Linked DNA regions of Mus musculus: regions 1 and 2 are each linked to region 3. Evidence: chromatin loops called from intact Hi-C (ENCODE). Cell type or tissue: heart. All regions are shown on one strand.

Region 1 (8,000 bases), 230 kb before region 3:
GTTCCTGCGTCTGGAGCCAATCTGATCCGCGCTTGATGGAGCGGCTGTACTATACTGCTGCCTAATCTTAGTCCTTCTCCACGTCTTTTTAAAATGTTTCTTTTCAAAAATTATTTTATGCCGGGCGTGGTGGCGCACGCCTTTAATCCCAGCACTCGGGAGGCAGAGGCAGGCGGATTTCTGAGTTCGAGGCCAGCCTGGTCTACAGAGTGAGTTCCAGGACAGCCAGGGCTATACAGAGAAACCCTGTCTCGAGAAAAAAAAAAAAAGCAAAAATTATTTTATGCGTATGGGTGATTTGCTTGTATATATGTAAATGCACTATGTCTAGTGCCCGCGGAGGCCAGAAGAGGGCGTGGGATGTCCTGGGACTGGAGTTAGCGGCTGTAAATTTACATGTGGGGTCCTCTGCAAGAGCAGCTAATACTCTTAACCGCTGAGCCATCATCCCTCCAACTCTGTTTCCATTTTGCCTTTTCTGTGTGTGTGTGTGTGTGTGTGTGTGTGTGTGCCTGTGTGTATATATATGTATGTGGGCCAAATGTGTGCAGGAGACCTGGAAGGTCAGAAGAGAAAATCAAAATCTTTGAAACTTGAGTTATAGGCAGTTAAGACTGCACGCGCATGCTGAGAAACCCCAGTCTTTACGAATACAATTAGCACTCTTAACCACTAAGCCATCTCTCTAGTTCCTATCCTTTTACATTTCTATTTTTACTCATGTGTATGGGGCGTATGTGTATGTGTAGCTGGGAAATATCTCTATGTGTATATAGTATGTATGTGTTCTGAACCTTAGTCCTCTGTGAGACAGCAATATGGCCTCTTAACTGATAAGACATCTCCCCAGCCACAAATTATCAAATATTTTGACCGTGACAGTTACTTTCAGGAAGAAAAAAAAAAAAAAGGAGATAAATTGAGATGCCTTATAATAGGATGACCAGGCAAAATGAACCCAATAAGGTCCAGGTCAGGGAGTCTGTAGGGAGGTTGCTACAGGAAGAGAAGAAACAGGGCAACGGCCCTGGAGCTGCAGGGTGGCTGAAGAGGAGATCAGAGAGGCTACCAGGCTTGAGGTCACACAGAGGACATTGGCTTTCTACTCTATCATGGGAACCCATGGCAGCATTTTTGAGCTGATTTTGATCTAAGCCAAACTATTTATTTCAAAAGAATTAGTTGGAAAAGGTGAGGTCTTTACTGCTTCACAAAGTGGGAGAAAAGGCAAAAAGACAAAAAAAAAAAAAAGAAAAAAAAGAAAGAAAGAAAAAAAGAAAGGAAGGAAGAAAGAAAGAAAAAGAAAATGCCTTCTTCTAGTAACCTCCTTTCTCGGTGTTCCACAGAGGAACTGTGGCAGATGTGGGCCCTAAGAAGTACAGCTGGGACCTCCCCCAAGCCTCAACCAGGACCTCACTGCCTAAGGCTTCGCATTTGAGTCATCTGGGTAGAAGTGGGGCAGAGTTCTAAACCTGGTTTAGGTTTCCACATTCAGAGAAGTCCAGGACAATATCCTCACCCCCTGAGGAATGTACAGTGCAGTCCCCCAGAAGTCAAGGAAAGCAGATGGTCCCTGGGGACAGGGCCTAAAAACGAACAGTCTTCAGACAGCATGGGACAGCTCAGTTATAGCTTATTGTTTTTTTCTACCAAAATCCTTCTACAAAACAGTAAAGTTTAAAAAAAATATCAAAGACTTGTAAAGAGCCTTTCTTCACTGTGGTCCTCTCCTCATCCCGACACCCACGCATCCTCCTCCTCCCCCACCCCAGGCTGGGAAACTTCAGCTCACAGGGGAGGAGGTGGAGGGTTTGAAGCAAAGCCCCAAGGGATTACCAGTCACCACTAAAATTTCTCACCCAGCAGGTCCCTTTCCTTCCCTCCCCTCCCCTCTCCTCCCCTCCTCTCCCCTCCCCTCTCCTTCCTTTCTTCCTTCCTTCCTTCCTTCCTTCCTTCCTTCCTTCCTTTTGTTTTAGATTTATTTATTATTATACATAAATACACTGTAGCTGTCTTCAGACACACCAGAAGAGGGCGTCAGATCTCATTACCATGGTTGTGAGCCACCATGTGGTTGCTGGGATTTGAACTCAGAAGAGCAGTCAGTGCTCTTACCCGCTGAGCCATCTCGCCAGCCCCTCTTTCTTTCTTAATATTTATTTATTTTATGTCTATGAGTACACTGTAGCTGTCTTCAGACGATCAGATCCCATTACAGATGGTTGTGAGTCACCGTCACCATGTGGTTGCTGGAAATTGGAACTCAGGACCTCTGGAAGAGCAGCCAGTGCTTTTTTTTTTTTTTTAGTTTTTTAATGCATGAGTGCTCTACTGTATATACATCTGAAGGCCAGAAGAGGGCATCAGATCCCTTCCTAGATGGTTGTGAGCCACCATGTGGTTGCTGGGAATTTAACTCAGGACCTCTGGAAGAAGGGACAGTGCTTCTAACCACTGAGCCATCTCTTCAGCCCCCAGTCAGTACTTTTTGTTTGTTTGTTTTTGTTTTGTTTTGTTTTGTTTTTCGAGACAGGGTTTCTCTGTGTAGCCCTGGCTGTCCTGGAACTCACTCTGTAGACCAGGCTGGCCTCGAACTCAGAAATCTGCCTGCCTCTGCCTCCCAAGTGCTAGGATTAAAGGCGTGCGCCACCACGCCTGGCTCTAGATTTTTGTTGTTGTTGTTGCCCAGTCAGTACTCTTAACGCTGAGCATTTCTCCAGCCTCTTTCCCTGTTCTCCTGGCAGCTGAAAGCTAAGGGAAGAAGAGTGCATGTCCCCCCCCCCCCCACCCCAACCCTCCAAAAGTACAGGAGCAAGGCCAGGGCACAATCTGGAAGAGCACATCTTTCTCTGGCTTGCTGGTCTCTAGGAATGATTTGGCTCCAACTCCATAAAGCAGAAAGAAAAACCCAGAAGCCTTTGGCTTTAGCCATAGCTGATAGGGGACAGACTCACAGGTGAAGTCTGGCAAGTTGGACATGGCACAATATTGTCACATTAGGGTAGACATCATCTATATTTCTTATATAATGCATTACATTTATGGTGGATATTTTAAAAATATTGGTTCTCAGCCTGGCAGTGGTGGTGCACACCTTTAATCCCAGCACTTAGGAGGAAGAGGCAGACAGATTTCTGAGTTCGAGGCCAGCCTGGTCTACAGAGTGAGTTCCAGGACAGCCAGGGCTACACAGAGAAACCCTGTCTTGAAAAACCAAACCAAACAAACAAACAAAGAACAACAGCAACAACAACAAAACTGGTTCTCATGTAACCTAGGCTGCCTGCCAACTTGATGTGTCACTCAGGATGACCTGGGACTTCTGAGCCTCCTGCCTCCACCTCCCAACTACTGGGATTACGGGTGTCTGCCCATATTCCTAGCAAGGAGCAAACTGAGGGCTTGTGCCTGCTGGGCGATCATACTGAGACCCAGTCCCAGCCCCAGCCTTCATGGATATTGTATTATTTTCCTTCCTTTCTTCCTTCCTTCCTTCCTTCCTCTCTCTCTCTCTCTCTCTCTCTCTCTCTCTCTCTTTCTTTCTTTTCTTTTTTTGACACAGGGTTTCTCTGTGTAGCCCTGGCTGTCCTGGAACTCACTTTGTAGACCAGGCTGGCTTTGAACTCAGAAGTTCTCTTTCCTCTGCCTTCCAAGTGCTTGGATTAAAGGTGTGTGCCACTACGTCCGGCTTGTATTACTTTTCTATTGCTGCGATAAAGTACCATGGCTAGGGGCTGGAGAGATGGCTCAGTGTTTATGAGCACCGATTGCTCTTCCAGAGGACCAGAATTCAATTCCTGGCAGGCAGCTCACAACTGTGTGACTCCAGTTCCAGAGGATCTGACAGCCTCTCATAGACAGGCAGGTAGAACACCAATGCACATAAAAAATAAATAAATCTTTAAACAACAACACCAGGACCAAAACAACTGGTATAAGAGTATTTTATTTGGGCTTATGGTTCCAGAGAGTTAGGAGCCCATGATGGCAGAGTAGACTAGGCTTGCGAGTTGGAACTGCTGAGCTTAAACTGCAAACGAAAACTAGATAGCAAACTGGGAACTGCACTTGGCTTTGAACCCTCAGAGCTGGTCCCCTGGTGACATATTTCTTCCAGTGGAAACCAGATCTGTTTGAAAGGTGCTAAAAGGAGAGATGAAGAATCCGATTCAAGCTGTTTTCTTCCAGTAGAAAAGGACTCTCAAGTCTGGTGGGTGATTTTCTCCATGTTATACACAGTACCAAAGCACGCTCTTTAAGTGGGAAAGGTGGCGAGGTGAGGATCCTCCTTCCACTTGTAGGGTTGACGTTTATACCACCGTCTTCCAGCAGGTGGCAGTGAAGCGCCTTAATGGAGACCCTTCTAGAACTCTGTCTCAGAGCAGCGGACCACGAACCTCTTTTCAACTTAAATACTAGCAATATACAAGGACAGGACCCTCAGCTGTGCCTCTGGAGCCACGTTAGAACACTGCATTGGGCTATGGGTGGCCTTAGCTGGTGCAGCTGCCGGCTAATGGATGTTCAGTGATGAGGCCAAAGTGGGTTGTGGACACTTGAGGTCAGCCTCAGGGAGGCCAGCCAGGGTCGGGAGTGCACGGAAGAAGAGTTTGTCACGAAGCCTTCTTAAATCCATGACCATCTGGACCCTTCCCACTCCCCACGTAAACACGGGGCCCCCAGAGCACCCAGGGGGCAGCAGAAATTCCTCAAAACAACTCCCCCCCCCCTTTCAAAAACTACCTCTAGGATGGTTCCAGGAGGTGGCCCCATGGGAGCCCCAGGACTTCCCTTTCCTGGCCCCTACGTGACACTAGCCACGTTAACACCTGTGCTGGAAGCTTTGAGTGGCTTCTGTTTCTGTTTTGCTTGAGACAGGCTGTCATTATGTAGCTCTGGCTGTGTGTAGATCAAACTGGCCTCAAGCTCTGCCCCCTAAGAGCTGGGATTAAAGGTATACACACCCACAGATCTCTCATTCTCTCTTTTTTAACGTTTTGGTTTACTCTTTTGAGACAGGGTGTCCTGTTGCTCAGGCTGGCCTCAAACTTGCTATGTAGCCAAGGATGACATTGAATTTTGTTTTGTTTTCTTTGCTTGTTTTGAGACAAGGTTTCTCTGTGTAGCCTTGGCTGTCCTGGAACTCACTCTGTAGACCAGGCTGGCCTGGAACTCACAGAGATCTGCTTGCCTCTGCCTCCATCCCGAGCACTGGGATTAAAGGCGTGCACGCCCCCACTGCCAGGCTTGAGCCTCATAGGTCTCTTAAGCATTCCTCCACCTAGTCTGTTTCCTCTTCCTTCGGAGTTCCTTTCCTCTTTGTTCTGGTGCCAGCTTGGACCCGAACACTGGAGTCCACATCCCACTTGCCTCTTCAAGCTACATAGACCAGGCCTTTGTTTTTTCTTCCATAGTTTGGGGAGATGAAGGGTCCTCACCTCACACAGTGATGATAGGTGACCCCCCTCACTCCCCCCCAACACACACCACAGGCTCTCATTCCAGTCCTCCAGTACTGAGCTCAACAGACCTTCCAGAGCCTTCCAACTGGAATACAAGTGACTGGTGACACCCACTTTAACCTCCACCTGCCTGTAGCATCCTTATTTTCTTCTCGCAGAAGGCCCCACTCTCCCTCCAGTGTTCCCCGGGGCGTTGCTTTTCCTCGGTCGGTCGCTGACCAGGTACCATTGTGGTTCATAGGCAAGTCCCGCAGATGAGGCTGATGGAACCTTCGAGCTGGACAGAGGCCATTCCTCCATCCCACCACCCTCACCCCACCCCCACCCCCACCCCTGCTGCTAGCCCTCCCATGCTGACTTGAGGATATCCAAGGAGGAACATTGGTTGCTCTTCTGCCCTGGGCACAGGTACCTCAGGCGGTGGGTGTGGTTGAGCAAGATGTCAAAGGCCCACATTTTATCCACAGGGATGCCAAACACTGAATCCTGACTGTTCTCCTTCCACTGTGGCCCCAGGGTGGCTCACACACTCTCCCAATACAGTCCCAAAACAGCCTCAGGTGGCACAAAATGTTCCTGAGCCCCCCGGCCCTCCAGGTCTTAGCATCCTAGAGGGCCAGTGTGCCATCTGCCCTCAGCATCTCCTGCTGCTCAGGGTCGAGCGAGGCTCTGTGCTGGGGCCTTGAACTCCTGTGTGAGTGGCCAGGCTTGAGGCTCCTGGGAGGGGCTATGGTTCCTGTCAGAAGCTTTTCTGCTCACTCAGGTGGCATCTACAGAGAGCCAACTGCATGCAAGGCTTTGTAGTAAACTCGGCTCTCACCCAGGCCCTGCCCCAGGAAGGGGAAGTCTCAGGAATCTCTCACACCCACTGTGCATCCTCCAGTACGGTACCTGTTACCTATGAGCACCTGAATGATCCAAATTCATAGGTGTTCAGGGCCTAAAATAAAAGGAAGACTAAAATACTTTACATTGATTGAATTAGTTGATAACACTGCACACATAATTTTGATCCATTAGACTATATAAAATGCTTTTGTGGGTGGTTGAGATGGGGTCTTATATAGCCCAGGCTGGCCCAAACGCAAAGCAACCTTCATTTCTTAGTCCTCACAAGTCTGGAGACTACATGTGTGAGCCACCATGCTCAACTACGTGGAAATTATTATTATTTTTTAAAGATTTATTTATTTTATGTATGTGAGTACACGGTAGCTGTACAGATGGTTGTGAGCCTTCATGTGGTTGTTGGGAATTGAGTTTTAGGACCTCTGCTCACTCTCGTCTGCCCCACTCACTCTGGTCAACTCTGCTTGCTCAGTACCTGCTCACTCTGGCCCAAAGATTTATTTATTATTATTATACCGCTCTTAATCGCTGAGCCATCTCACCAGCCCAGAAATTATTATTTTTTTTTTTCTCAAGACAGGGTTTCTCTGTGTAGCCCTGGCTGTCCTGGAACTCACTCTGTAGACCAGGCTGGCCTCCAACTCAGAAATCCACCTACCTCTGCCTCCCAAGTGCTGGGATTAAAGGCGTGTGCCACCACTGCCCGGCCCGGAAATTATTTTTTAACCATTAAAAAGATATCAATGGGGCTGGAGGGATGGCTCAGCGGTTAAGAGCACTGACTGCTCTTCCAGAGGTCCTGAGTTCAATTCCCAGCAACCACATGGTGGCTCACAACCATCTGTAATAGGATCTGATGCCCTCTTCTGGTGTGTCAGAAGACAGTGACAGTGTAAAAAGGTATCAAGTGTCCCAGGTGCTGGTGGCGCACGCCTTTAATCCTAGCACTAGGTAGGCAGAGGCAGGAGGATCCCTGAGTTCAATGCTAGCCTAGTCTACAGAGTTCAATGATAGCCAGGGATACACAGAGAAAGCCTGTCTTGAAAAAACAAACAAGAAAAGCTACCATGTGGGACTGGAGGGATGGCTTCGTGGTTAGGAACACTTCCTGCTTCATGGAGGAACTAGGTTCAGTTCCAGCACTCAGGTTTGAGGCCAGCTTGGGCTACAATATCAAGGTCCAGGCTAGCCCATGTCTCAAAAATCCACAACAAGGGCTAGAACACTGGCTGCTCTTGCAGAGGACTTGGGTTCAGGCCCCAGCAGCCACATGGTGGCTCACACTATCTGTGACTCCAGTTCCAGTGTATCCAAACACCTCTCCTGGCTTTCAAAGGCACCAAGCATACAAACGATGCACAGGCATGCATGCAGCCATACAAACAAACAAACAAACAAATAAACAAAGTGATGGTTTTCATGAGCATGGCCCCATATGCTCATATGTTTGAGTGCTTGGTCCCCAGCTAGTGGAACTGTGTGGGGAGGATTAGGAGGTGTGTCCTGGTTGGAGGAGGTGTGTCACTGGGGATGGTCTTTGAGATTTCAAAAGCCCAAACCACTCCCAGTTAGCGAGTTCTCTGTCTCTGTCTCTCTCTCTGCCTCCTGCTTGTGGCTGAGATGTGAGCTCTCAGCTACCGCTCCAGTGCCATGCCTGCCTGCCTGCTAGCTAGCTACACTCCTGCCTTG
Region 2 (8,000 bases), 430 kb after region 3:
TGCCTTGTATTCTAACTGCTTCCAGGAGCCGGACTGTTGCCCCAGGGAGTGGGGCCTGACTCAGAAGAGCAGAGGATTCATTCAATGTGTCCAGAGTGTGACACAAACCAGAGAAGGAAGACCAGGAGGCGAAAACTGCCCACCTCTGCCCCTCCCTACCTTGAGAGACCTGGATGTTCACAGGGTTCGAAGAAGGAAGTCTTCCTGAACCCCTGGTGGTGAGGCTAACCGTGAGCTCTGAAGTTCACCAGTTCAGGAGCCCAGAGGAATGCCTGCATACAGTGTTCGTTCATTTGCTAAGAATTCCATGGACAGTTTCAAGCTATATTGTTGTTTTGTTTTTAAGATTTATTTATTTGTATAAGTACACTGTAGCTGTCTTCAGATACACCAGAAGAAGGCATCAGATCCCGTTATAGGTGCATGATGGTTGTGAGCCATCATGTGGTTGCTGGGATTTGAACTCAGGACCTTCGGAAGAGCAGTCAGTGCTCTTAACCGCTGAGCCATCTTTCTAGTCCTCAAGCTATATTATTAGAGCATAGAAGAAGACATCACTAAGACATCACCAGGCAGCATCTCATCTAGGGTAGGACCAGACAGTCAAGTATTATTAGTCAGGGAACCGAGGGATAGAATGGATGACTCTTACTTTACGAAGGGGCTTATCAGATCGGCTTAAACAATACAAGCGTCTGCATGCAGGACAGGCTGAGAATCCCGAAGCTGTCCCAGGACACCGGGTTCCTCAGGAGTCCCAGTGTGGCACTGAATGCATGGAGGATTCCTGAAGAGGCCCCGGAGTCATCAGAGGCCTTCAGGGGACTTTGGAAGGTTGAAACGTGGGGTTCTGGTTGCAGCGGCCGCAGCAGCAGCAGAGCAGATGCATTCACCAGCATGAAGCCAAGGTGGGCAAGGCAAGGGTACGGTGCCCCACCCCCCAACTTCTTACGTCACGCCACCCCAAGGAGGCACGTCTCACCACGGGAGAGTCTCTTTTCCCCTCAGTCAGTTCCTCCCTGAAACGCCCTCCACTCCCTCCACGCTTACCCGGAGTCTCTTACTTCTTTCCGGATCCAATCAAGTCCAGATTAACCACCACAGTGGCTGGTGTTCCACGGAAGGTTGAGAGCTCTGGGCAGAGCTGTCCGGAAAGGTTTTCTCCTGGTGCTGAAGGAGAGCTGAAATCCAGGTTAGACAGGTGGCTGATACAGTAGCCTGGGGCTGATGAGGCCCACCCTCCAGGCCTGCCTGAGCACCCTGATTCCTATTTCCCCGCACCCCAACCTGGAGTTTACCATCAGCCCCAGGCAAGGCTGTGAGGCTCACGAGGGTGGGACAGCTGTCTGGGGAACACCCTGACTCAGTCGCCTTATCTTGATAACCGTGTGACAAGCTGTTGGTGGAGTGGCTGGGGTGTAGGGGAGCCACGGACACACACGGGGCTCTGTTCATGGTTTCAATGATGGCTGGAACCAAACAAGGGAGGTGGAGTATCCACCTGCTGCTCGGAATTTATAACCACAACGGTCTGAGTAGCCAGTGCTCTCTCCCAGGGCTGTGCAAATGCACCCCTTATGGCAGAAGTGTTTTCACATCAAGAGGCTGATTCCCCACAGAGGTTCTCACAGAGGTGTGAAGAGGGAAAGGCTAGAAAAGCCTGCCCCTCCCCTTGTCATTGTCATGCTAGACAGTAAAGTATTTTCATGGAGACAAATTGGAGCCCTGGGGGGCTGGGTGTGTGTGTGTGTGTGTGTGTGTGTGTGTGTGTGTGTGTGTGTGTGAGGGCTGAGAAGGCAGAGAGGCATCGATGATGATGGTGGTGGTGATGATGGTGAAGATGATGATACTTTTAAGAAAAAAGCCAGTGGAGTCCACAGCCCCAAACTTCCCAGACAGGATATATCCCTAGACGGTCAGACATTTGGAGGGTTGAATAGAAGGCTATGATAGAGTGGGGAAGAGAAGCCGGAGGCTGGGAGAAAGCACAACCTTCACAGAGCTGTAGGTCCGTCAGGAGACTGGGAGGGCATAAGAACATGGCTCAGTTAGCTGAGTGCTTGCTGAGCACACCCAAAGCCCTAGGCCCCCAGCACATAGCTGGTGACATAGCTGGTGACAGTGGTTCAGGCCTGTAGTAACCCCAGTGGTCCAGAAGGAGTCTGTGGTCATCTTGGGCCTCTTGAAAAATCCAACAGGAGGTCGGTAGGGTGGTATATAGCTTTCATTCCAGCACTCGGGAGGCAGAGGCAGGCAGATTTCTGAGTTTGAGCCCAGCCTGGTCTACAGAGTGAGTTCCAGGACAGCCAGGGATACACAGAGAAACCCTGTCTCGAAAACAAAACAAAACAAAACAAACAAACTAACTAACTAACTAACAAAGAGAGGCTTAGTGGTTAAGATAACTTACTGCTCTCCTAGACGCCCTAATTTTGGTTGCCAGCACCCACATGGGGCAGCTCACACCTGTCTGTAACTTCAACTCAAGAGCATCCTCACGCCCTCTGCAGGACTCATTAGACACCTGCACCCGTGTGCGTGTGCGCAGAGTCCTGAGCAGACACACATGCCTTAAAAAACAAAGCAGTCTCTTTTAAAGACCAAACAAACAAAAGTAGAGAGGAGAGAGGGTAAAGACAGAAGGCAGCCAGGGGCTCTCTGTGCAGAGCTGAGGTGTGGCTGGGGTTGAATTCAGAACACATGCGCACACACACACACACACACACACACACACTGTGTAACCTAAAATAAAATGTTTCGGGAACTGACGCGGGATGTCCACACTTCCCAATTTAGACCAGCTTCCTTGTAGACTTTCTAATTGCAGACCTTCTGCTTGCCTGTCCAAGGTGAACCTAACCCACCTTCCTGCTTTGCGCCCCGCCCCGACCCCTTCCTGTTCCGCGTACCTCCCCCACCCTCCCTCCCGTTTTGCGCCTCTGCTTCAATACAGATGCCCTCCGTTTCCGGCACAGCAACTCTTCCTTTTCTGAGCATTTCCCACGTCTCTCGTGTCCTGGCCTCACGTTCTCTCAGCCCCGTGGAGATCTGACCCCTGTATGTTTCCATGGGGCTGTCCTTCCCACCCAGAGCCCTGAACCTCCCTTGGTCCATCCTCCCTCAGACTCTGGGCCACGCAGAAGGAAGACAGCGCTGGTCCTGAGGGGTTTGCAGATGCCAGCGAAACACAAAAGACGTAGGGACAGAAAGGCAGGCCAGCACTGAAAGGCGCGGAAATAAATAAATCAATGAATGAATAATGGATTGGTAATTGATACTGCGTGTTAGGCCTGGAAGAGGGGGCCGGGCAGAAGGGAGACTCCAGTTGCCCTGTCTTCCTATAGAAAAAAAAAGGGGGGGGGGAAGGAGAGCCGTTTTGAGTTCTCTTTCTCTCCCTCAGACAGTCATGTGTATCTTCCTATGGTGGTCTTGAGCCGTTGCAGGTGAGGTCCAACTTCTGACCCTTACCCTCGCTCCACAGTGCTGGGATTGCAAGCATGCACCACCATGCCCAGTTTGCGGTTTTGTTGTTGTTGGTTTTTGTTTTTTGGGTTGTTTGTTTGTTTGTTGTTTTTATTTTTTCAGACAGGGTTTCTCTGTGTAGCCCTGGCTGTCCTGGAACTCACTCTGTAGACCAGGCTGGCCTCGAACTCAGAAATCCGCCTGCCTCTGCCTTCCAAGTGCTGGCATTAAAGTCATGTGCCACCATATTGGCTAACAATTATCTATTATTATTATTATTGTGTGTGTGCCCTGCATCCATATGTGTGTTTGAGCACAAGTGCCACGGTGTGTGGATGGAGGTCAGAAGATAACTTTTGGGAGCCAGTGTTCTTCCTCCAGGAGCCGGGATTGAACTCAGGCCACCAGGCATCTGCAGCAAGCACCTTTACTTGCCGAGCCTTCTGCGCATGCTCAACAGGCACTGTCCACACCTCCAGGCCAACCACCCCTGTTCTTTCCACAGCTTGAAAAGGAAGGCCAGGGATCTATCCCACTGTGGGTAGATGGGATTCTGAAGCCCAGAGAGTGAAAGAGGCTCGTTCCAAGTCACACAGCACTTCAGTGACAGAGCTGGGGCTATAAACAGATCTCTGAGCTCTGATCTGGTCCTTGCCACCTTGAGTCCTGTTTGGAGGCTGGGCAAGATGGATCCGGGAGTCTGGCTGGGTCTAGGCTGCCTAGGACAGGGTTTTATTTTCTACGCTCCCTTTCAGCAACCTGACGTGGGAATGGGCAGTGCTGAGGGACGGCCTTCCGGCTCTCTCTCCTCATGGCGCCGTCAGCTCGCTTCAAGCTCTCGGACAGTGAGTCACCTGCCTGGTGGACAGGGACGATTGCCAGCCGCACCTTGGACCCTGAGACCAGATGTCAGGAGCCTTGCAATGGTTTCTCTGCCACTGACTTATGGCTGGAAACCACACCTCCTGCATGAAACCCTTAACCTTTAGGGGTACCCAGATTTAGGACCCCGGAGACAGCTTACCCAGGACACACAAACAAACAGAGCCGTCCCTGTACCGGGTTCTTTCTGAATTTGAGGCATAGGAACCATGGGGACGCTGTAATTACTGACCATCATGGTACAGGCTGGGATATGGAGGCCAGAGAGGTTAGGTAGCCTGTGTGATGTCACACAGCTGGAAAGCCTTGGAGCTGTGAATCCAATCCAGGCAGGACTGAGGCAGAAAGAAAAAGCAGACTGGACTAGGTGCTTACTTCAAGCCAGAGGGCTCGACGTCGCTGCGGTCCTGTGGCTATGGCCTGGACGCCCTCGCCACCTAGTGGTACAGTACCTTAACTACAAGCGGAATTCCTGTTTGGTTTGGGTTTAGATTTACGTTTTTTTTTTAGTCAAGGTCTTCGGTAGTAGCCTAGACTGCCTGGACGCACTATGCAGCTGAGGATAGCGTTAAACCTCTCATCCTCCTGCCTCCACTGCCCCAGTGACAGCGCTCTACTCCACTGGAGCTGTTACAGTTGTGAGCCACCACTTGGTGCTGGGAACTGTGTCCCGGTCCTCTGCAAGAGCAGTGTGTGCTCTTAACCAGCTCTTCAGCCCCTATTGTTTTTTTTTAATTTTTTTTTTTATTATCAGTGTGTGTTGGGGGCGGGGTCAGAGGACAATATCATAGAGTTGGTTCTCTATCTAACTTTATGGGGTCTCCTGGATTCAAACTCAGGTCCCTCAGGCTTGTACCTCTGATTTTATTCTTTCCTTAAGTTATTTATTTATTTGTGTCAGGGAGGGGATAGTGGGTATATAGAGGTCAGAGGCCAACTTTTTTTTTTTTTTGGTTTTTCAAGACAGGGTTTCTCTGTGTAGCCCTGGCTGTCCTGGAACTTACTCTGTAGACCAGGCTGGCCTCGAACTCAGAAATTCACCTGCCTCTGCCTCCCAAGTGCTGGGATTAAAGGCATGCGCCACCACTGCTGGGCTCAGAGGCCAACTTTTGAGAATTGGGTCTCACCATCCACCATAGGGGTCCAGGGGATCAAACTCAGGTCGTTAAGCTTGGCTGCAAGCACCCTTAGCTGCTTAGCTGCTCCACTCTCAATCTCATGTGCTCTTAACCTTAACACTTGGAGTTGACATGATGATGCACACCTGAAATCTTAGAGCTCAAGACACTGGGACAGGAGGATCAAGGGTTTCAAGTAAGTTTGGGCTATAGAGCAACACCTTGCCTCAAAGAATCAGACAAAACAAAATAGTCGTAGTTCAGAAAGGATGTTGTTTCTGCCGCATTCCAAGGCTTTGGTGCACGGCTAACCTCTTACTACAGTTTGTTAACCTTTCCTCACTGTGACAAACACCCGAGAGAACCCATTTCAAAGGAGAAGGGGTTTCTTTTGGCTCGTGGTTTCAACCCAGGGTCGGCTGGATCTATTGCCTTGGGCCTGAAGCCACACAAAGTGTATTGGCAGTGAGAACACATTTGTTGTACCAGCTCCGGGTGGATACAAATCTATGTACTGTTGAGCCTTTTAAAAACAAAAATAACAGGGGGGGGGGGCTGGAGAGATGGCGCAGTGGGTAAGAGCACTGACTATTCTTCCAAAGGTCCTGAGTTCAAATCCCAGCAACCATTTGGTGGCTCACAACCATCCGTAATAAGATCTGATGGCCTCTTCTGGGATTCTCTATGTAGCCCTGGCTGTTCTGGAACTCACTATATAGACCAGGCTGGCCTTGAACTCACAGAGCTCTGCCTACCTCAGCCTCCCTAGTGCTGGGATCAAAGACATGCACCACCATTCCTGATGCGGGTGTCTCTGTCTAATGTCCCTCATTCTGTTGTCATGCCTCTTGGGCGGCACGCCCATGTCCAGCCTGGGTCCTCAGGTTTTAGTTAAGGGACCTGGAAGTAGACCCACCAGGGCTTTGCCCTACTCACTCCTCGTCCAACTTTGCTGCTTTAACACGGGCTTTTGTGTAGCACAAGAGATCTTTGAACATGCCCTGGTGCTGAGGACCCTCTGACCCTCCTGCTTCTCCTCAGCAGCACACAGATTACACCTGTGCACACCTCAGCCCCATCTCTACTGAGTTGGGATCAAGCCCAGGGCTCCTGCATGCTAGCATGTGCCTTACCAACCTGGCCACAGAGCCCTGCCCACCGTGTTACCCCAGCCACAGAGCTGTGTCTCCAGTCTCTCCCAGGTGCTGTTTTCTTTCAATATTATACTTGAGACGGGGTCTTGCCAAGTGTGGTGGCACATGCCTGTAATCTCAGCACTCAGGAAGCAGAGGCAGGCGGATCTCTGCGAGTTCAAGACCACCTGGTCTACAGAGTAAGTTCCAGGACAACCAGGGCTACACAGAGAAATCTTGTCTCCATCTCCTGCCTCCCAGAAAAAAGATTAACCATTACACCTAGTGCTACTTTGAAACCCACCTTATTTTGATAAGGAAATGGTCTGGGTTGATGTTGAGCCCATTGCTCCAGACCTGCATCTTATGGCCATAGAGGACACATTTGGTCGAACACCCTTGTTCTTGGCTACAAGCTTGGGTGATGTCTTAGTTAGGGTTTTACTGCTGTGCACAGACACCATGACCAAGGCAACTCTTATAAAAGGGAAACATTTAATTGGGGCTGGCTTACAGATTCAGAGGTTCAGTCCATTATCATCAAGGCAGAAACATGGCAGCATCCAGGCAGGCATGGTGCTGGAGAAGCTGAGAGTTCTGTATCTTGATTTGAAGGCAACCAGGAGAGACCGACTTCCAGGAAACTAGGAGGAGGACCTCAAAGCCCACAGAGACACACCTACTCCAACAAGGCCACACCTCCTGATAAGGCCACACCTCCTAATAGTGCCACTCCCTGGGCCAAGTATATTCAAACCACCACAAGTGACTTGCCCAGATGTCTGGGGACATCAGTGGGTCTCAAGCCCAGTTTTCCTGTTTAATTGTAGAGCTCTCTCTCTCTCTCTCTAAATCACAGCTATCACTAGCTTCTTCCTCCAGAATCAAATCCCATTGGGAAAAGATGGGGTTTACACAGAAGACACTGCCTCAGGGCTCAGCATGGAACCTTCTAGTCTGTTGCTCTCCTTTTTTTTTTTTTTTTTTTTTTTTCCGAGACAGGGTTTCTCTGTATAGCCCTGGCTGTCCTGGAACTCACTTTGTATGTAGACCAGGCTGGTCTCGAACTCAGAAATCTGCCTGCCTCTGCTTCCCAAGTGCTGGAATCAAAGGCGTGCGCCACCACGCCCGGCGCCTGTTGCTCTCTGCTTCTCTGCTTTTTACTGCTTTTGGGTCTTTTGTTTTGGCTCTCAAGTATGCGTGAGTGTGCATGAGAGAGAGAGAGAGAGAGTTTGAGAGTGTGTATGTGTCTATGTGTGAGTGTGTGTGTGTGTGTGTGTGTGTGTGTGTGTGTGTGTGTATACACATGAGTACAGTCTTTGTGAACTCATGTATGGGTATGTGTCTGTGTGTGAGCATATGAGTACAGTCTATATGTATTCATGTATGTGTGTGCAAGAGTGTG
Region 3 (8,000 bases):
TGCCTGGCTCTGGGAAAACGCTTCCCTTAGCCTTCCTCGGTTCCCTCCTCGGCCACCTCCACGCTCCCCTCTTCTTGCTTCAGCCCCACCCCCACCATAGATGCCTGCTCTGATTATCTCCCTACAACCCTCCAAGAGAAGTCAGATTTTAAAAGTTTTAATTACACTGTGTGTATGTGTGTGCGTGCGTGTGCGCGCGCACGTGTGTGTGTGTGTGTGTGTGTGTGTGTACATGGTGTGGCACAGGTGTGGAGCCTGAGGCCAGCTCGTGTGTGGCAGGTCTCTCCTGGAATTATGGGAGTCTTGGGGATTGAACTCAGGAGGTCAGGATTGGAAGCTGGATCCTTGGCCCATTAGTGCATTTGGCTGACCCACAGATGTTATATAGAGAGCGGCTATTTTACGAGTACAGATAGATTCCTAGGGGAATTCAGACATCTGGGAAGAGCTCTATAGCACTGATTCTTTTATCGGGAGGGCTACTATTTAAAAACAAGCTCAATTTTTTTTCTCTCCTTGACATTAATAGTCCCAAATAGGCCAGGCAGTGGTGGCGAAAGCTTTTAATCCCAGTACGCATGGAGGCAGAGGCAGGCAGATCTCTGGGAGTTTGAGGCCAGCCTGGTCTACAGAGGGAGTTCCAGGATAGCTGGGGCTACACAGAGAAAACATGTCATAAAAAAAAATGTTTTCCCTGCATGTATGTGTATGTGTGTGTACATACACACACACACACACACACACACACACACACACACACCCTTAGGGGCCCCACAAGAGGGCACCAGGTATTTCTAGGCCGCCACTTGGGTGCCATCTTTCCAGACTCCGAGTTTTCATGTGACAGGAAGCTGTGACATCACTGCGTAGCTTCTGTTCACGTCCCCGTTGACCACCTGGAGGGAAATTCCAAGAAGCACACCCCGAAATTCCAAGAAGCACAATGGGGAGGGAGGAAGGAAGCTTAGTATGTGCTGGAGATAGTTTAGGTGGTCGGTGAGAATTGAACCCAGGGATACCAACCAAGCTACAACCTTAAATTCTTTTCAGTAAATCCTACCTTGCAGTATTGGAACTGAACCTGGGCCCTCAAACATGGCCGGCATTTTGTTACTAAGTTGCACCCATTATCTGGCTTTGTTTTGTCTTTAAACTTTAGTTGCTTCGTCTGTCCTGGAACTGTGTAGTCCAAGCAGGCCTTGGCCAGTCTGTCCTCTTGCCTCAGTCTCCCCAGTAGCTAGGGTGACAGGCCTGCACCGTTACTTTCAGGTTTTCCAAAGTCAGGGATTGGCAAGCAAAGCAGCGGCATCAGGCGGTACAGCCATTTCCGGGGGATCGCACGCCCTCTTCTGAACGCCTGGGGTACTGCATGGATGGGATGCATTTGCATAGGTTTTATGATGACTTCAAGTCAGAGTAATTAAGAGGCCAGAAAGAATATGAGGGAAAAACACCCTCTCCATGTTCTCTCCCCAAACCCAAGGCGTGGGTATTTAAAAGACTTTAATCCCTGCAGAGGCAGGAAGATCTGAGTTTGAGGCCAGCCTGGTCTACAGAAGAGTTCCCTGACTGCTGGGGCAGCATAGAGAAACTTTCTTTGTCTTGGGAAAAAAGCAAAAAACACAAGAGAATGTTATATGTAAAACAAGACAATTTTATATGTATGGGTATTTTGCCTGCGTGTATGTAAATATATGTAAATATAGGAAGTATGATCCCGAGGAACTGGAGTGGCAGATGGCCGAGATCCATCATGTTGGTGCTGGGAATCGAACCCTGGTCCTCTGGAAGAAAGCCAGTGGTCCTAACAGCTGAGCCATCTCTCCAGGCCTCACCCTCCATTTTTTTTAAGAATCTGGAAATGGAGCTCAGCCTATGAGGTCCCTTCCATGCCCAGCACTACATGAACCCTTGGTGGTGGCTCACACGGGTGACCCCAGCACTCAGGCAGAGGCTGTAGGGTCAGCAGTTCGAGGCTAGCACCCCTGTGCATGCTCTGCAGGCTACCCCTAAGCCCCAGATCCTGACACTTGGAATCAATAGGGATGACCGTCCTGCCCCAGTCTCGGTCTCACCCAAGGTGGCGGCAGATGGTCGGTGGCGGGTCGCGATGCTGGTGGGGAGGGCTGCCACGCGCCTCGCGCCTCGTTGCCAGGACACCTAAGCTGTTTGTTTGGCAACACCGGGCGTTCCCACTCCTGCTCAGTTCGCAGGGTGGGGATGTGGAGTGTGTGACAGCATCGACGTGGGGCTCAGTGGCTCCACCCAGCCACGCCGCCCCTGCCTCATCCCCCCAAGTGGTTTAGCCCACCCGCACCCCGTGCCGCCCAGCCAGCCAGAGCGGGCGGGCCGGCAGAGAAGGAAGTGAGCTGAGTGGAGAGAGGGAAGGGGAGGGAGAAAGTGGAGGGGGAGGGCGGAGGTGAGCCACGGAGGGGAAGGGATGAAAGAGGGGAAGGGAGAGGGGAAGAGGAGGTGAGGGGAAGAGGCATACTGAGAGGGAGAGACAAGGGGTGGTGAGGGATGGAGAGGGGTAAGGGGAGGGGCGTCCGTCGGGGCTGCGGCCTCAGTTTCTTCCTGCGCCAGCTCTGGTCCCCCCTGGCCCTGACGAGCCCCCAACATTTGTCACCACACAGATACCACCACCACCACCATCACCAGGATGCCAGACGTGAAAGAGAGGGCGGCCCGGAAGGAGCCCGGCGCGGCAGAGAGCGCCTCCCGTGAATCCCGCGGGGGAAACACCCGGGAGAGCGCGAGCAGCGCCCAGGGGCACCGATCGTGTAGGTTCAACCGTCGCCCGAGCACGGCCGCCCTCACCCCAGGGTCCGCGCAGGGGCGCGGGGTAAAGACGGCGCCACGAGGTCCCGTGGGCCACGGAGGACTGCGGACTGGCCCGACCTCCCGGTGTCCCCAGCCCTCCGCCCGAGCGAAGCTCCCCTCGGTCACGCGTGGGGCACCGCTTCCGCCATCCCCGGGAAAGGGCCACCTCGGCGGGACCCCGAGCTCGCACAGGCTAGGTATCTGCTTGAGGCAGGGTCCCCCAAGTGCGGGGACTGCAGGTCCGGACCTCCCTCCCCCTCGTTTCAAATGCTCCCGCACAAGCGTTGCCATGGATTTCCTGTGACGCTGGACAGTTAGTCTCTCCTCTGTGGCCACGCGGGGTCGCTGCTGCTTAACGCTGTGACTTGAGACAAGATCCAGGTGTACCCGGAGGGGTGGGGTGGGGTGGGTTGGGTTCGGGCTGGGGTTGTGTATCCAAATAGGAACCTGGCCTGTGGGGTTCAAGGTCAGGGCGTGCTGGTGCTGCTGGTTTGGAAACAGTTCTTACAATGGCTGTTGCATCCATAGGTACAGTGACTCCTGAGTATACAATCAAATTCCTTTTGTAAAAATTTGGAACTGTGTATAACACGTTGGCTTTGTTGTGTTGCAGTTTTCTTTTTTTAGGGGGGCAATCTGAATTTTTAAGAATTGTAGCCACACTTAAATCTCTACTCTTTAAGCCCTCCTTGTTCCGGAGTGCTCTGGGCGGAACTGGCTGCTTCTTGCAGTTGGAGAGTTTCTTGAGGAGTGGCTGTAGCTTTGAAGGTTTCCTTTCACCTCGGATTTGTTTACGGATCTGATTGTGTCATGCCAGCCATTTCGGCTGGGATAATGAAGGACTGCACAGATGCTGGGAAGAGCAGGGTCCGGTCACCTTTGTTTTTATAAAAAGGTTTATTTTTCTTTGTGTGAGTGGGTGTTTTGTCTACAGGTATGTCTGTGCACCGTGTGTGTTCAGGGCCAGAAGAGATGTCGGGCGCCCTGAAACTGGAGTTACAGATGCTTGTGAGCCAAGGGTAACCCAGCTCTTAGGAAAGGGCAGCAAGTGGCTTAACCACTTGGCCATCTGTCCAGCCTGTAGTTTATGCTTTTATAACCCAGCCAAGGACTCTAGATTTTCTATCAAAGTCCAGTCAATTTTCTCACCATGAAATATTTTCAATTTGTTGAAACGTAAAACCCAGAGACTTCCTCCATTTTTAATTTTCTCTGTGTGTGTGTGTTTTTTTCCTTTTTCCTTACTGTCTGAGGATACAGGCATGACTCTAAATACTTCTGTCATGTTTCCTTCTGAGAAAGACAGTGCTGTCCTATGGGATCTCTACAGTTATTTTCTTTTGCCGGGCAGTGGTGGCACAAGCCTTTAATCCCAGCACTTGGGAGGCAGAGGCAGGCAGACTTCTGAGTTTGAGGCCAGCCTGGTCTACAGAGTGAGTTTCAGGACAGTCAGGGCTACACAGAGAAACCCTGTCTCGAAAAACAAACAAAACAAAACAAAACAAAACAAAACATTGTGCCTTTTCAGGCCTGTGAGGCAGCTCAGCAGCTAAGCTCCCCCGACCCCACCAACCTGATGACTGAGCCGATGCCCAGGCAGCCATGAGAAGGTAGAAGGAGGGAACCTTCCTCGAGCCTCCCAATGCAAACTGGTGTGCAATACTAATAACCTTCTTGATTATTTTATGTATACGAGCACACTATCATTGACACACCAAAAGAGGGCATCAGATCCCATCGTAGATGGCTGTGAGCCACCATGTGGTTGCTGGGAATTGAACTCAGGACCTCTGGAAGAGCAGACAGTGCTCTTAACCGCTGAGCCATCTCTCCAGCCCTGACAGCTTTATCTTTGAATCCGCTTCATTTTGTGCCTGCCTGAACTTTAGCCTTCACTGTGTTGGACTGCCCTGAGCATTTCTAGCACGCCCTTGGGGAAGTACAAGTGACTGGCTGAGTGGACTCAGATATAACCCCGGGGGCCTTCAGACGAGTGACCCTGAGGAGATTCAGACATGTGTGGGTTGATAACTGTCCACCAGAACTTCTTCTAATTACAGGTATGACGGAGAGAGTCCATGACGCTTCCAAGCTTGATTGTCAGTTGGAAGAAAGGAGTTTATCTTCAAGCAGGTATTGGCTTTTACAGTTTCTGTATGTGACTTCCTGATGTCGTTATTCAGCACCGAAGGATTCTGGGGGCTGGGGAGGTGACTCTGTGGGCTGACACTTGTTGCCAGGCCTGACAACCTGAGTTTAATTACATGTGCCCTCACCAATAAACAGATAAATATTAAAAATAAACTCGGCACGCTCACACCTGTAATCTCAGCACTTGGGAAACAGAGCCAGGTGGAGCTGGAGCTGGAGACCAGCTTGGTTTACATGGTGAGTTGCAGGCCAGTCAGGGATATCCAGGGAGACCCTACCTCAAACAAGTAAACAACTCAAATGAATGTCTCCTTGGCGAAATGTGTTGCTTGCCATGGTTCTTTTTTTTTTTTTTTTTTTTCTTTCCCGAGACAGGGTTTCTCTGTGTAGCCCTGGCTGTCCTGGAACTCACTTTGTAGACCAGGCTGGCCTCGAACTCAGAAATCCGCCTGCCTCTGCCTCCCAAGTGCTGGGATTAAAGGCGTGCGCCACCACGCCTGGCCATGGTTCCTATTTTGATGATTAATTTCTTGCTGCTAATGATTTAAAATCCACAGTCTAAACATGGGATGCCGTTTGCCCGTTTCAGTGTTTAGAACCAGGTCTCTACATGTGGCTGTCTGGTTGTTCCAACAGCATTTGCTGGAAAAAAAGACTCTCCTTTCTCTATTGAATTGCTCTGGACTTTTGTCTATTTGCTTAGACAGCTTCTTTCATATGCCAGGCTGGTCCTCCTGCCGGTGCCTCCTGAGTGTAGAGATGATTTTAATTTTTGTTCGTTTGGGGGTTTGTTTTTATTTATTTTGAGACAGGGTCTCTCTGGGTCTCTCCTGGTTGTTCTGGAACTCGCTGTGTAGACCAGGCTGGCCTCAAACTCGCAGAGATCTGGCTGCCTCTGCCTGCTGAGCACTGGGACTTGGGGTCTGCGCCACTGACACCTGACACCCGTTTTTTTTTTTTTTCTTAGATTTTATTTTATATATGTGAGTAGCTGTCTTCAGACACACCAGAAGAGGGCATGGGATCCCATTACAGATGGTTGTGAGCCACCCTGTGGTTGCAGGGAATTGAACTCAGGACCTCTGGGAGAACAGTCGGTGCTCTTAACCACTGAGCCATCTCTAAGTGTTTTTTTTTTTTGTTTTTGTTTAGTTTTGTTTTTTAAGTCTTAACAAAGAATGATAATGATAACAAAATGTAGCCTTGAGACTGGAGAGAGATGATAATGCTCTCAGAATAAAAGTGCATGAGGAAGAGGTAGGGGAAAGCTTTTTTCTTTTTTGGGTGGGGGACAACTTTATTCTTGTGTATATATGTGTCTGTGTGTGTGTAGCTCTCATTGATCTTCCTGTGTAGACCAGGCTGGCCTCAAACTCACAGAGATTCTCCTGCCTCTGCCTCCTGGGTGCTGGGAAGCCATCACCCTCAGCTGAGTCAATTTTCTTTGTTTTTGAACCTGACTGGTCTGAAGGTGTCTTTTACATTCAAGTGTTGTCAAAAGAGAAAGAAAGAACGAACGAACGAACGAACGAACGAAAGAAAGAAAGAAAGAAAGAAAGAAAGAAGGAGGGGCTGTTTGGGTGACCGCGACGCACCCCCACTCCGCAGGAAGATGCTGGTGGTGGAGGTCGCAAATGGCCGCTCGCTGGTGTGGGGAGCCGAGGCCGTGCAGGCGCTGCGGGAGCGTCTGGGAGTCGGAGGACGCTCGGTGGGCGCCCTGCCCCGCGGGCCCCGCCAGAACTCGCGCCTGGGCCTTCCGCTTCTGCTGCTGTCTGAAGAAGCCCGGCTCCTGGCCGAGATAGGCGCGGTGACCCTAGTCAGCGCCCCTCGCCCGGACCCCCGCAACCATGGCTTGGCCCTAGCATCGTTCAAACGCCAGCAAGAGCAGAGTTTCCAGGATCAGAACACTTTGGCAGCCGAGGCCCGGGAGACCCGGCGTCAGGAGCTTCTAGAGAAGATCATAGAGGGCCAGGCACCAAGAAGCAGAAGCTGGAACAGGATTCAGGGGCAGATGAAGAAGGCCAAGAAGCCGGTGGAAGTGAGGCTACCCAAGGGAGTGAGAACAGTGATGATGGCCAGCCTTCTGCGGAGCAGGAGGGAGCAGCCCCATCCCTAGATTCTTTATCTCCACAACCAGGACCTTCAAATGGGGTGACTCCCTTGCCCAGATCAGCCCTGCTTATCCAGCTGGCCACTGCCAGGCCTCGGCCTGTAAAAGCTAAGCCTCTGGACTGGCGTGTGCAGTCCAAAGACTGGCCCCATGCTGGCCGTCCTGCCCACGAGCTGCGCTACAGCATCTACCGAGACCTGTGGGAGAGAGGCTTCTTCCTCAGCGCAGCAGGGAAGTTTGGTGGTGACTTCCTGGTGTATCCTGGTGATCCACTGCGTTTCCATGCTCACTACATTGCTCAGTGCTGGTCTGCTGAGGACCCCATCCCACTTCAGGACCTGCTCTCTGCAGGCCGCCTGGGAACCAGTGTCAGGAAGACCCTGCTGCTCTGCTCCCCTCAGCCTGATGGGAAGGTGGTCTACACATCCCTGCAGTGGGCCAGCCTGCAGTGAGCTGGAGACTGTGTGTGGCAAGAACCCTCTTCAATGGTCACCCCAGCTCATCTCTACACGGAGGCTTGTGCTCTCCTGCTCTGCCTGGTTTGTTCCGATTCCAGGGTTTTGAACACTACATCCTTTCTGTTTGTTTTTTGGTTTTGTTTTTCCTGTTTTAAGGCGACTACTACCTGTGTTGTTCTTTATTTTGTTTCCAAATTGTGCTTGTTGAGCATGGAGACTGCTTTTGTTTGGCTTTTGTGTTTCTTGCGGGGCTTAGGTTCCTGCAGTTCTCATTAAATTTGTTGAATAAAAAAAAAAAAAGAAAGAAAGAAAGAAAGAAAGAAAGAAAGGAAGGAAGGAAGGGAAGGAAGGAAAAGGAAAAAAAAAAGAAAAGAAAGAAAAAAGAAAAGATTTTCCTGACTTCTACAAGTGAAAGAAAGCAACTCCTCTAGGCAGTACTGCGCATGTGTGCACACAGGTCA

Evidence for each region. A loop is a pair of places that touch in the nucleus more often than their neighbours do. Peaks named below come from ENCODE experiments on the same cell type or tissue, not always from the same donor. Only the 100,000 strongest peaks of a DNase experiment are listed, where the experiment ranks them.
Region 1: it touches region 3 in a loop (2.2-fold over the local background); 8 of 42 quality-filtered maps call a loop at or near these places.
Region 2: a loop joins it to region 3, with 5 times the contacts of the local background. A loop is called at or near these places in 5 of 42 quality-filtered maps.

Annotation. Positions count from the first base shown.
Region 1 is chr17:28,305,349-28,313,348 of GRCm38, reverse strand. No RefSeq gene overlaps it. Among named protein-coding and RNA genes, the nearest start is that of Fance, 4.2 kb to the left of the region's middle. In heart, CTCF peaks have their summits at 67, 327 (motif pointing right) and 4,332 (motif pointing right); DNase peaks (open chromatin) are centred at 258 and 4,358; H3K4me3 peaks cover 581 bases; H3K27ac peaks cover 1,413 bases.
Region 2 is chr17:27,647,108-27,655,107 of GRCm38, reverse strand. No RefSeq gene overlaps it. Among named protein-coding and RNA genes, the nearest start is that of Pacsin1, 4.5 kb to the left of the region's middle. In heart, a CTCF peak has its summit at 4,782 (motif pointing left); no DNase peak of the experiment used is centred here; H3K4me3 peaks cover 41 bases; H3K27me3 peaks cover 2,042 bases.
Region 3 is chr17:28,074,939-28,082,938 of GRCm38, reverse strand. Tcp11 (t-complex protein 11) reads left to right here and starts at 2,300. Exons shown (of 10, transcript NM_001085555.1): 1 at 2,300-2,364; 2 at 2,634-2,780; 3 at 4,881-4,953. The coding sequence starts at 2,660. It also overlaps the pseudogene 4930526A20Rik. In heart, CTCF peaks have their summits at 1,358 (motif pointing left) and 3,147; DNase peaks (open chromatin) are centred at 2,308 and 3,138; H3K4me3 peaks cover 1,562 bases; H3K27ac peaks cover 1,219 bases.